Regions from separate parts of the Homo sapiens genome. Here region 2 is linked to region 1. A link is a loop called in an ENCODE intact Hi-C map of the cell type or tissue named here. Cell type or tissue: HepG2. All regions are shown on one strand. Links, peaks and the distances in the headings refer to the core of each region. The heading gives the core; the rest is flanking DNA.

Region 1 (5,393 bases), core at 97-5,096:
TTATAGACACATAGCAGAGATGTTTTAAAATTTGTTTCCTCCAGAATATTTAACTTGTAGCCAAAACTTTAGGGGAAGAGGGTAGTATAAATATGTGTCTTTACTCATAGGACTTTTTCAGCATTTAAAGCATTACTCTATAATTAATAATTGATATCTAATTAAGGGACATTTCACGTTGATTCTAAAATGGAAGTAAACAGCACTAATACAATTACTAACTCAAAATGCTGTTGAAAGAAGTAAAGTGGAATTCTGTGTTGAAACTATATTCAGATAAAATGGCGTTCTTTATTCCTTGTTGTAAAAACAGCCTGAAATTTTGTATTGGCTTTGGCTATGTATTTGTTTAACATTTTCATACAATTAAAAGTCACTATTAGACTGTAAATTGTATCATGGACTATGGTACTTAAATATTAACATATTAAATTTTCTACTCAAAGATTCATAGACAGTGTGGAAAATTCACCAGCAGAGGACAGTGTCGCTTCATACATTTTTTTTCCTGCAAAGTCCTTTGTAAGGAATGGATTTTCCTTATAACCTTGACCTAGAGTCTTAGAAGATATTTATTGGTTACACATTTGTAATCGGTATGTTTTATATTGAAGAGAAGATGATAAAAATGGATGTAACTTAATGTAGTAAGGGCTATTTATACTATTGTTTATATTCCCTTTACATTAGTTGTTTCTTAAATGAAGTGCCCATTTTATGTGTAGGAAGTTTGTGCATTTAACCTAAAATACCATCAAGTTGAAGTGCTGTCTTTTGTGAAATGAGGTTATAATTTTCTTCCAAATCTATTGCAAACTGTTAATGTGTTTAATCTCTACATGTTACTTAGTGTAGCTGCTGTGCGAAGTGGGTACAGACAGGCACACACAGTACAAAAATGAAATAGAATGTATTGGGAGGGCCTTACAAGCTGACAAGTAGCAGTGTGTGCAGGTCCCCCACCACTCATTCTTTCACTGAGAGAATGAGGCTTGAGTGGGGCACAGGTGGGAACGGGCGTCCACGGAAGGACCCCACCTGGCCCAACATGCTCCATTTAGCCACGGAGAATCAGGGCAGAACACATCCCTGTGGGACCAGGTGTGACAAGATCTTCTTGGGGGGAGGATGTAGTCTTTGTAGCACTGACTTAGCAAAGAGGCCTCTTTTTGCTAAGTTTCTGAGGTGGGGGGTGGGGAGGTACCTAGCTTAATTGGGGACATTAAGTAGATTTTAGTGGTAAAGAGAGGACATTTAGTCTGCCTGGGTTTGAATCCTAGCATTGTCATTTACAGGTAATATCATCTTGGGCAATTCATCTATAAATTGGGATAATAATACCAAATTGGAACAATAATGATAGGTTAGTTGTAATGATTAAATCAAATAATGAGAGTAAACTCCTGGAGTAGTGACTGACACATGGCATGTAATAAACATTTTTCTTTCTACGAGGTATTGATATTTATTAACCTCTTAAAAGCAATTTGGACTCCCTTTGTCTCTTATTGTCCTGTGACAGTTACCATGAGTGCATTCTCCCATTTTTGTTTACCAGATCTGCCCCAGGAACTTTTTAAAAAATTGATTTCTTTCTTTTGAAAATAAAACAAATATGTGAAACATACTGAAAATGCTAAAACCTACATGAGAGTATTAGAAAGTAAAGAATGTAATTCTATAATCAGCTACATATGGATAGGCAGAGAGAGGGGTCTGCTTCTTGTCCAGCTGTAGCTCTGTGCTAGTGGAAGCATGTCCTGGAGTTCACGATGTGGCCAAGAGAACAGATGTAGTTAGGCAATGGAGGTGGGACAGAGAGCTGCAAAGTGCTGCACTTGCCCCTCTTACTGGACCCAAAAGGCTCTCAAGTGTAACACCTTTCTGTAGTGCTGTAGATCATTAATCTGGGTGTGTGATGACCATCTGATCTAGCACATCCAGTGGCATTGTGCATATTGGGATAGGAATTTGATTTTGTGAACTCAAGCTATTCAGCAGGGCCCATGAAAAATCACCAGAAGGGTAGGTGGGTCTTTGCCACTGTCTGATGTTTCAAAGATTTCTTGTATTAAATGCTGTGTCCAAAATTATAGAATACTCTCCAGTTTGTATTTATGTAAAAAAAAAATAAAAATAAGCTTTCACTCGTATTTTTAACATGGCAGACTTTGTAAAAACATTTAATGAAACAAGTAAATATATACACTTATTTTGAAGTCTTTAGTATTTTAGAGTATATTTGACAGCAAAAGAGGGTGAGGAAAAACAAATTTGGATTTCTGTCCCGCTAAAAAATTCTTAAAAAAATATTTAATGTTAAATATATTAGAAGAAAATATAGGGGAGTATTTATTTGATCCTTGAGTGGAGCAAGACTTTTGAAGCGGCACATCATTGGTGGACACCATGAAAGAAGATTTCACGTATATCTTTGAAAATTGCAAGCTGAATAGAAAAGTATATGATAGGTAGTGGGTTAATATCCTTAATAAGGTGCATGTCCAAGTAATCCCTGGATGTCACTTAATAGCAAGTTCGTGAGAAGGAAAATATGGTAAAATTGAAATATTTTGAAGCTGAATATAAAATGTACTTGAATATTTTAAAATAAAACCATGTTTTAAGGAAATTTGATACATCTGGTATGCTGCATGGTTTTTACCTTCAGATGCCATGAGGTTATGAGTTACTCTTTTTTGCCATTAGGGGTCGTTTTTGGGCAAGTTTGAGAAGCAGCACTACATTAATATATAAAGAAATTCCCATTTGTAATTCATTAATCTTTAAATGGCTAAACTTCATTGAGTCCTTACTTTGTGTCAGGCATAAGGCTGAACTTACATTAACTTGTTTAATTTTTACAACTGTCCTATAGAATAGATAATGTTATTACCCCCATCTTATTAGAGAAAATTAAAGCACTGAGAGGCACAATTGTGGGTCCCTCCACACCAAAATTAGAAAAACTGGGCAAAAGACAGGCAGTTCACTAAAGCAGAAATATAGTCAGCAAATAACTACAAAACGTAAATATAATCTCATTAGTAGTCATAGAAATGCAAAGAGGTTAGTGCCATTTCTCACCTCTCAGATTGGTGCAGAAGACAAATGGAAATACTCAGTGCAGTTTTAAACTATGCAAATTAGTACACCCCAGAGCATGCCAAGGCACCAGCCTTAGAAATGTGTGCCCTGTGACCCTGCATCCACACCTGGGAATTTGTCCTATGGAAATAATCAGTAGTTGCCCAAGAATGTATTTATTTGGATAGTCTTCACAGTGTTGATTGTGAAACTGAAAAAATTGATAGCAAGTAAATGTTGAACGCTGCGGGATAGTTGAATAGATGATGGTACATCCAGTCATGATATGCTAATTAGCATTAAAAATGATGTGGAGGTACGTTTATTGATATGTGTAGATAGATGTTTGTAATACACGGTCATGGATTAAAGAAAGGTTATAGAATAGGATCTTTTCTTAGTTTGAATGCTTACTTGTATTACAAATTATAGAAAGATGTTTATTAAATTTTAGCGTCATCTTTGCAGGGTTTTAATTTGCTTATCTTTATTTTAAAATATTTCTATAGCAACCAGTTATCACATGTGCAGTGAAAAAAATAACAGATTATTTTTTTAAAAGGGCTGGCTTAAATTACTTAATTTACTTAAAATTATGTATAGCTCTATTAATAAAAAACTTTTATGCCATCACTTAGAGGATGAGGGAAAAAAACCTCCAACTTTTAATATGGAAGTAAAAAGACAAGAAGGTAGAAAATGATCAGCGATGAGGAATCTGAAAGATTAGAGTTTCCATAATTTGCTAGATTTGAGGCTTTGGATAAATTACCTGTTTCTAGCTTCAAACAGGAGTATAAATATCAATAATTCTTCAGTGTGCGTAATTGCATCTGATATTTGTAATGATGACTGTGGGCTGTCAAGCTAGTTAATGATTTTGATGAATTACATATCCCGATTAAGAAAATAAGCTAGTACATTAGTGAATTTTAGAATGAATAGTGTTAAATAGTTGAAATTCATGCCTGTCCTTCATGATACATTTCACTTCCTACCTCTGCTAGATAAGTCAGACCTGTTTAACAATGTTAGCACTTGTATAAAATGTTCATATTTAGTTCAAAAGGGAGAAATTTGACTAATCTCCTTGATCTCTAAAATAAGTTATTATATCTAAAAACTTAATTAAATTATTGTGGTCATGAAGCTTTTGTTGACGTATTGCAAAGGACATGTTTGTGAACGTGTGTGACCCAGCTGAATGTTTCTGGCTCTGCATAAGAACATGGGAGGAGGCTGGTGCTGGGGCTCGGGGAGGTGGCAGGGACTGGGCACTGTTGCCTGAGGGGGTAAACACCCCATGTCCTTTGGATCCTGGTTCTGGCTTCTTAGGTCATGAGGCCCTTCTGCAGGGTTGCTCCCCTACTTTTGCCCAGGACTTGGGGCAGTTTGTGAGGTTTGTGAGGAAGGTGGAAACCCAGTGCCAAAACTAGATGGTAGCCAGACCATCTGTGAAGGTTTCTCCCAGGAGGTTGGCACAGAACGGGAAGATGGCAGGTGACCTTAGGAAAGAGGTTTTCTCAAGGTGCAGGCAGAGCCAGGGAGGGGCCTTCATGGTGCCTTGCTGTTTCTGGCCAGCCTTATTTCCTGCCCACCTGCCCCTTCCTCCTTTCCTGCCATTCTATGCTTCTCTGCATTCTCCTTTAGCAGCAAGTTGAGCTGCTCCTCCCCAGACTAACGAATACTTGATACCATGCAGCTCAGCTTTGCTGTCACTTCTTGCAGTCAGGACCCTTAACCTCTCCCCTGTGTGATAAAGTACTGTCTCCTAGGGTTATTCTGAAGACTGCTGGAGAAGATGTACACACCATGCTGGCATTCCTTGACATGCTTCACATAGGCGCTGTTCTCTGAGGCAGGGTTCCAGGAAGCTCATAGTCCTGGCATTCATTGTAGAATGAATGAATACAAATGCCTCTGCCAAACACAGTGGATAAAAACAGAAATGATCATTAATGTATGTGAATGGAGTAGATTGAAAGTAAAGAAAACCCATGTACAAATTGTTCATTGTTCTATCTGAAGGGTAATAAATATACTGGGAGAGAGAGAATTTATATATTTGCAGCTTTAACTAATTTTGGTTTTGCTATAGTCCAAAGGCATTTCTGCTTAGAAATGTTTGTAAGGTTGTTTCTTTCCCCAGTAACTGGATTCTAATGAGGATAGCAGGTATTAGTGTCTGCTGAACTGATGGTTGCTCCCGGAGATGTGTTGGTATTCCCTATGTGTTACCATGTGTGTTTTTTAATCCTTTTTTTAACTACTTTTGATAAAGAAATAAGGAAAAGAATATTTTTTTT
Region 2 (5,393 bases), core at 190-5,189, 630 kb after region 1:
CTCTTATGAAATGAGCATCATAGCCATTATGTAGAGTTATAGAGGATTAAGACTCCCTCTGTAAAGGGCAAATACAATATGTGATATATAACAGAAACTTCACAAATGGTTGCCACACCATCCTCATCATTATACCACCATTAGCATAACCAAGGAACTAACCACATGTGAAAGGGGAGAACACAGGGGCCATGTCTTCTGACTATCGTGAGTCTTGGTATCACCTATGGGCTACTGTTGATGCCTGACATTGATGATTTTATTTCATTTTTTGCCTCTTCTAAATCTAAGACTGATGCAATCTATCATGATGTCATTTTGTAGACAGTGCACTTGCTGGTTTATGAGCAAATCCTCCCTCCTAAAATTCTAAAAAAAAAAAAAAAAGAAGAAGAAACCCGGGAAGTGAAAGAGACAGACAGGTAAGGAGATAGAAACAGTAGGGAGATGACACAGAACCCTCCCAGTCACTGACCGAGGCCTGCGAACTGAAATGGGTTAGAGGTAGTCAGAAGGCAGATATGCCTGAAGAAAGAGGCGGATGATGCATGTCTCCTTCACCATCAGAAAAATGATTCATTCTGGTATTTTGAGCAGAAGACATATTATTGAGCAACCAGAAGACAACATACAACACAATTTACATACCCCATCTCATTGTGACGTAGATATTTTATTGCCCATCTTTTAGATTAAGAAATAGCCATTTGGAGGAGCTAAATAAATTGTTCAAGCTGACATGACATAACCATTAAAGATAATGGCTGGGATTAAAATTAAAATCTAATTAGCTACAAAAGCTGTAACTGTTGCACTACTATAAGAAAGAGACAAGATGCAGGATGGAGGACAGCTTGGCTTACACATGTTGGAGCTGTTTCTATGGTAGGGTAACGGAGAATTGTAGGTCCCTATTATTACAGATGCATAGTGAGTGAAAAGAGGCTTAACCTAGCTGTCAGAGCCACCTCATAGGGAAAAATGCTAAGTGCCTTGAAAATAATTTACTTTCTAACTCCTGGAGGGGGTGGTGGTGGTGTCAACTCATTGTTCCAGTTGACTGATACAGAAACTAAAGCTTTTTAGCTTTGCCAGCTTGTGAGTACAAATATGGTTTGATTAAAATTAAAAAACCTAGTTTCAATGGCACTGAGCCTCAGTTGCTAAATCTTAAAGAGCTAGAAGTGTAAGTTTTCATAGTTTCCCCATTCAAAGTATTTCCGATAATTCCTAAAGCGTACTCTTAGATTATCCTCTTGTCTTCTTGCTGCTTCACTCGCTGTGCAGGAAGTGCTCAGCCTCAGTTCCAGGAAATTCCACAGAGATGCTGTTTCTAGCTATGAGTCTGTTCCAACTTCTCTGAGAAACTCCCTTTAGATGTGAGTGGAGCAAGCAATCTACTAGTTCTCCACCACGTTTTCAGTGCTGGTGGATCTGGAGACCCTGGAATAGCATTGATCCAGGAACCCAGAGCTCCTCTGAATTCTCAGTGCTGCTGGAAAACCCAGGATTCATGACACTCTTATGAAATGGGCAGGAGTGCCCCACTGTGTTTCGCTCAGTTAAGTTCAGTCCTACAGCAAAGTTGCTTGAGCCCAAACATGTCACAGTACTTAGTGATACAGTCCTTTAAATTTAGAACCTCTTCTTTGCCAGTTGTACAGATGAGAAGTTTTGAAATTAATCTCCCAGAACCCTCAATTCCTTCCAAGCTCTAAACCCTATTACTATTTAAGGTATTCAGAAATTATGATGCAGATGTATAATTCTGCTTCAATGCCTCAAATTTGATAGTGTCCTAGGGTGATACTGATCTCAAAGAAGTAGAAGTAAAATTTTAGGCACTATTATGAAAAAATTTAAAGTTAGGGCTTTTCTTTGTGCCTCAAATCACATATGCCTAAAGCAGAGTTTGGCAAACCTTCTGTAAAAGGCCACAGGGTAAATATTTTAGGCTTTGGGGGCCGTAGAGTCTCTGTCACAACTATGCTACTCTACTGTTGTGGTATAAAAACAGGCATAGACAATTACATAAACAAATTGGCATGGCAGTGTTGTAGCAAAACATTAGTACAAAATCAGGTGGTAAGCTGCATTTGACCCATTGGCCATAGTTTGCTAACCTCTAGCCTAAAGCATGGCCTTTGGAATTATTTTTCTATTTGAATTCTCATTGTTATTCATATCTATGCTGTACCCAGACATGTTCTTTAATCTCCCTGAACCTCAGTTTTATCATCTGTAAAATGGGATTGTGCCATTGACCTCATTGGCCTACTGTAAAGATTAAGAAGATATATGTTCAAAACCATCACCCCGACCAAAGTAACCTGCGTAACATATAGCTAGCATCCTGTTAAGTTCATTCATTCTCTTCTGCTATTGTTTGAATGTTTATGTTCCTTCCAAATTCAAATGTTGAAATCTTAACTCCCCAAAGTGATGGTATCTGGAGGTGAGACCTTTGAGAGGTCACTGGAGTCCTCATAAAACAAAACTCAGAGAGACCACTTTCCTCTTCTACCATGTGAGGATGCAGCAATAAGTCACCTTCTTTGAGTCAGAGAGCAGGTCCTCATCATACATGACTCTTCCTTAATATTGGATTTCCCGGCTTCCAGATCTGTGAGGATTACATTTCTTTGTTTATAAGACACTCAGTTTATGATATTGTGTTATAACAGCCTCAATGAAATGAAACTTTTTTTTTTTTTAACCTCTAGTCACTTTTTCTAATTAGCAGTCCTGATTAGAGGACTATAGCCAGGGCAATAAGTGGCCAGGGAGGTTTTCTCTGAGGATAGACGTCAAGACTGGGAAAAATAGGACTCTCCATTTCAGGATCAAAATATGGAGGCCTGAGGTGAGTTTTCACCACATGCAGTTGTTTCTGTTCATCCCCTTATAGGGAATTGAGATTCAGGCAAAAAGTTGACATGACAGTTGGGGAGAAAAACATTTATTTCTTGTACTTAGCAAGAAGTCCCGTCTGCTATAACACCCTGTACCCCACTAGAAAATATAAATCGGGGTGATCTGCATTGGGACTGAGTAGAGATCTTGTGTGTGGACAACATAATCCCCAACCTCAGGGCCCAGGCACACGCATTTGTCTGCTAGAAGGCAGAGTGCCCTCTAGTGTTGGTGATGTGGATAACTTGGCTGATTGATCAGGGTGGCAGCAGGAGGCTCAGCGGCCCAACATACACTTTATGAGGCTTGCTGTCTTACTTCCCTTCACTTTATGATGTGGGGATAGTTTGCACAATTTGTGGGAGCCAGGTGTTCTCCTTCCTTTGCACAGCAGGAGCCAAAAGAGAATTTCAGGGGAACTTCTAACAAAACCATTTTTACTTGTTTCTGGCTGCTGAGTTTTGAGTCTGATGAACCTTCCATCCCTTCATTTAAGCTACAAGGCTCAGGCTATATGATTGGCTACTCACTTGTTTGTTTGTTTTCTGATGATGATTACCTAATGCTTCTTTGGGATTGGAGTTCCTGATTGTTTGAGTTGAGTGCAGCCAGGTGGCCAAGTGCACTGGCTCTCCCTGATCAAGTCAGCTGCAACTCAGTAATCCTCTCTCCACCCCTCACTCCTACCACCACCTTTTGTAAATGTCCTAAGGAATGCTGAGGAGCATTTCCCAGGTACACGCACAGCAATATTGTCAAACGGCACGTTTGCAACCCAGAAAATAACTCTAAGATTTATTGGTATACTTTTACATATATTTATTGATTGAATAGGAAAAAGCATGTGAATTTGGAACCTATTTTTTCTTTATTCTTTAAAAAATGGGAAACATGTGCAGAACATGCAGGTTTGTTACACAGGTATACCTGTGCCATGGTGGCTTGCTGCACCTATTGACTCATCCTCTAAGTTCCTTTACCTCACCCCCACCCCCAACAGGCCCTGGTGTGTGTTGTTCCCCTCTCTGTATCCATGTGTTCTCAATCTTCAACTCCCACTTATGAGTGAGGACATGCAGTGTTTGGTTTTTTTGTTCCTGTGTTAGTTTGCTGAGGATAATGACTTCCAGCTTCATCCATGTCCCTGCAAAGGACATGATCTTATTCCTTTTTATGGCTGCATAGTATTGCACGTTGTATATGTGCCACATTTTCCTTTTCCAGTCTATCATTGATGGGCATTTGGGTTGGTTCTGTGTTTTTGCTATTGTAGATAGTGCTGCAATAAACAAACATGTGCATGTGCCTTTTTAGTAGAATGATTTATATTCCTTTGCGTATATACCCAGTAATAAGATTGCTGGGTCAAGTGGTATTTCTAGTTCTAGATCCTTGAGGAATCTCCATACTGTCTTCCACAATGGTTGAACTAATTTACTCTCCCACCAACAGTGTAAAAGTATTCAGAACTTATATTCAAATCCTGACTCAACCACTCGCTTCCAAAGAGACCTTAGATTAGTTTTAATTTTTCAGAGTGCAAGTTTCCTCATTGGCAAAAAGAGGATATGACAAATACTTACATTGTAGGGTTGCTAAGATAATGAGTGAGAATATATAAAGTGCCTATTACAAAGACTGATACATCCTAGACACTCAATACTTTGATGCTAGCGTAATTATTATTAGATTAAGGGAAGGCCAGAGGAGGGAGGGGGCAAAGGCAGGGTGTTTGGATAAAGAGTAGCAGGACATGAGGTTGGGGTTGAGTCAGGGATGTATTCTGAAGGGCCTCAGAGGTTCTGGAAGGTTTGGATTTTAATTAGTAGAGATCAGATCTACTTAAGTCAGATTAGATTAGAGATAATAGAAAAGAGGTTGGTGACTTAGAAAGAAAAATCTGCTGTGCAGGAGGAAAATAAAGAGATGGCTATTAATTGAAAGACAATGACTTGACCAGGCAGTGGAATTGGATATATACGGGCAGCAGAGAACAGGATTCAAGAATGGGGATGCTGAACCCAGCCACCTGGGTTTTCCCAGCTCTGTCATTTTTAAACTATGTGACCTTTAGCAAGTTACTTAACCCCTCAATATCTCCATTTCTTTCTCTCTAAAATGGAGACAGTTGTAGTACCTTCCTCACAGAGTTGCAAAGCTCTTAAGGCAGGACCTGGAATATGATGAGCATTTTTTAGACAAAAACATAATTCATAGTAGAAAATCAGTTTCACTTGACCACAGATTGAGAGTGAAGATGGAGGCAGGAAGAATGGAAGACAGATCTGAGGCCCCATCTTGAGAAACTTGAGTGTATGCTGGTGCCATCAGCTGACATAGAAACAAGAGAAGAAATGAACTTGAGAGCTTACATAATCAGTCTGGAGCCTGGAAGAAGGTCGGGACTGGAGATATAATTTGGGAATTGCATCTAATCTTGGAATATAATGGGGGTGAATGAGCTCATCCAATAAAATTAG

What was found. Peaks named below come from ENCODE experiments on the same cell type or tissue, not always from the same donor. Only the 100,000 strongest peaks of a DNase experiment are listed, where the experiment ranks them.
Region 2: a loop joins it to region 1, with 12 times the contacts of the local background. A loop is called at or near these places in 15 of 110 quality-filtered maps.

What each region holds. Positions count from the first base shown.
Region 1 is chr9:6,907,493-6,912,885 of GRCh38, forward strand. The region is part of intron 8 of KDM4C (lysine demethylase 4C); the gene reads left to right. Among named protein-coding and RNA genes, the nearest start is that of KDM4C, 150 kb to the left of the region's middle. In HepG2, for the core only: CTCF peaks have their summits at 483 (motif pointing right) and 2,704; a DNase peak (open chromatin) is centred at 469.
Region 2 is chr9:7,533,397-7,538,789 of GRCh38, forward strand. No RefSeq gene overlaps it. Among named protein-coding and RNA genes, the nearest start is that of DMAC1, 260 kb to the right of the region's middle. In HepG2, for the core only: a CTCF peak has its summit at 3,132 (motif pointing left); a DNase peak (open chromatin) is centred at 3,125.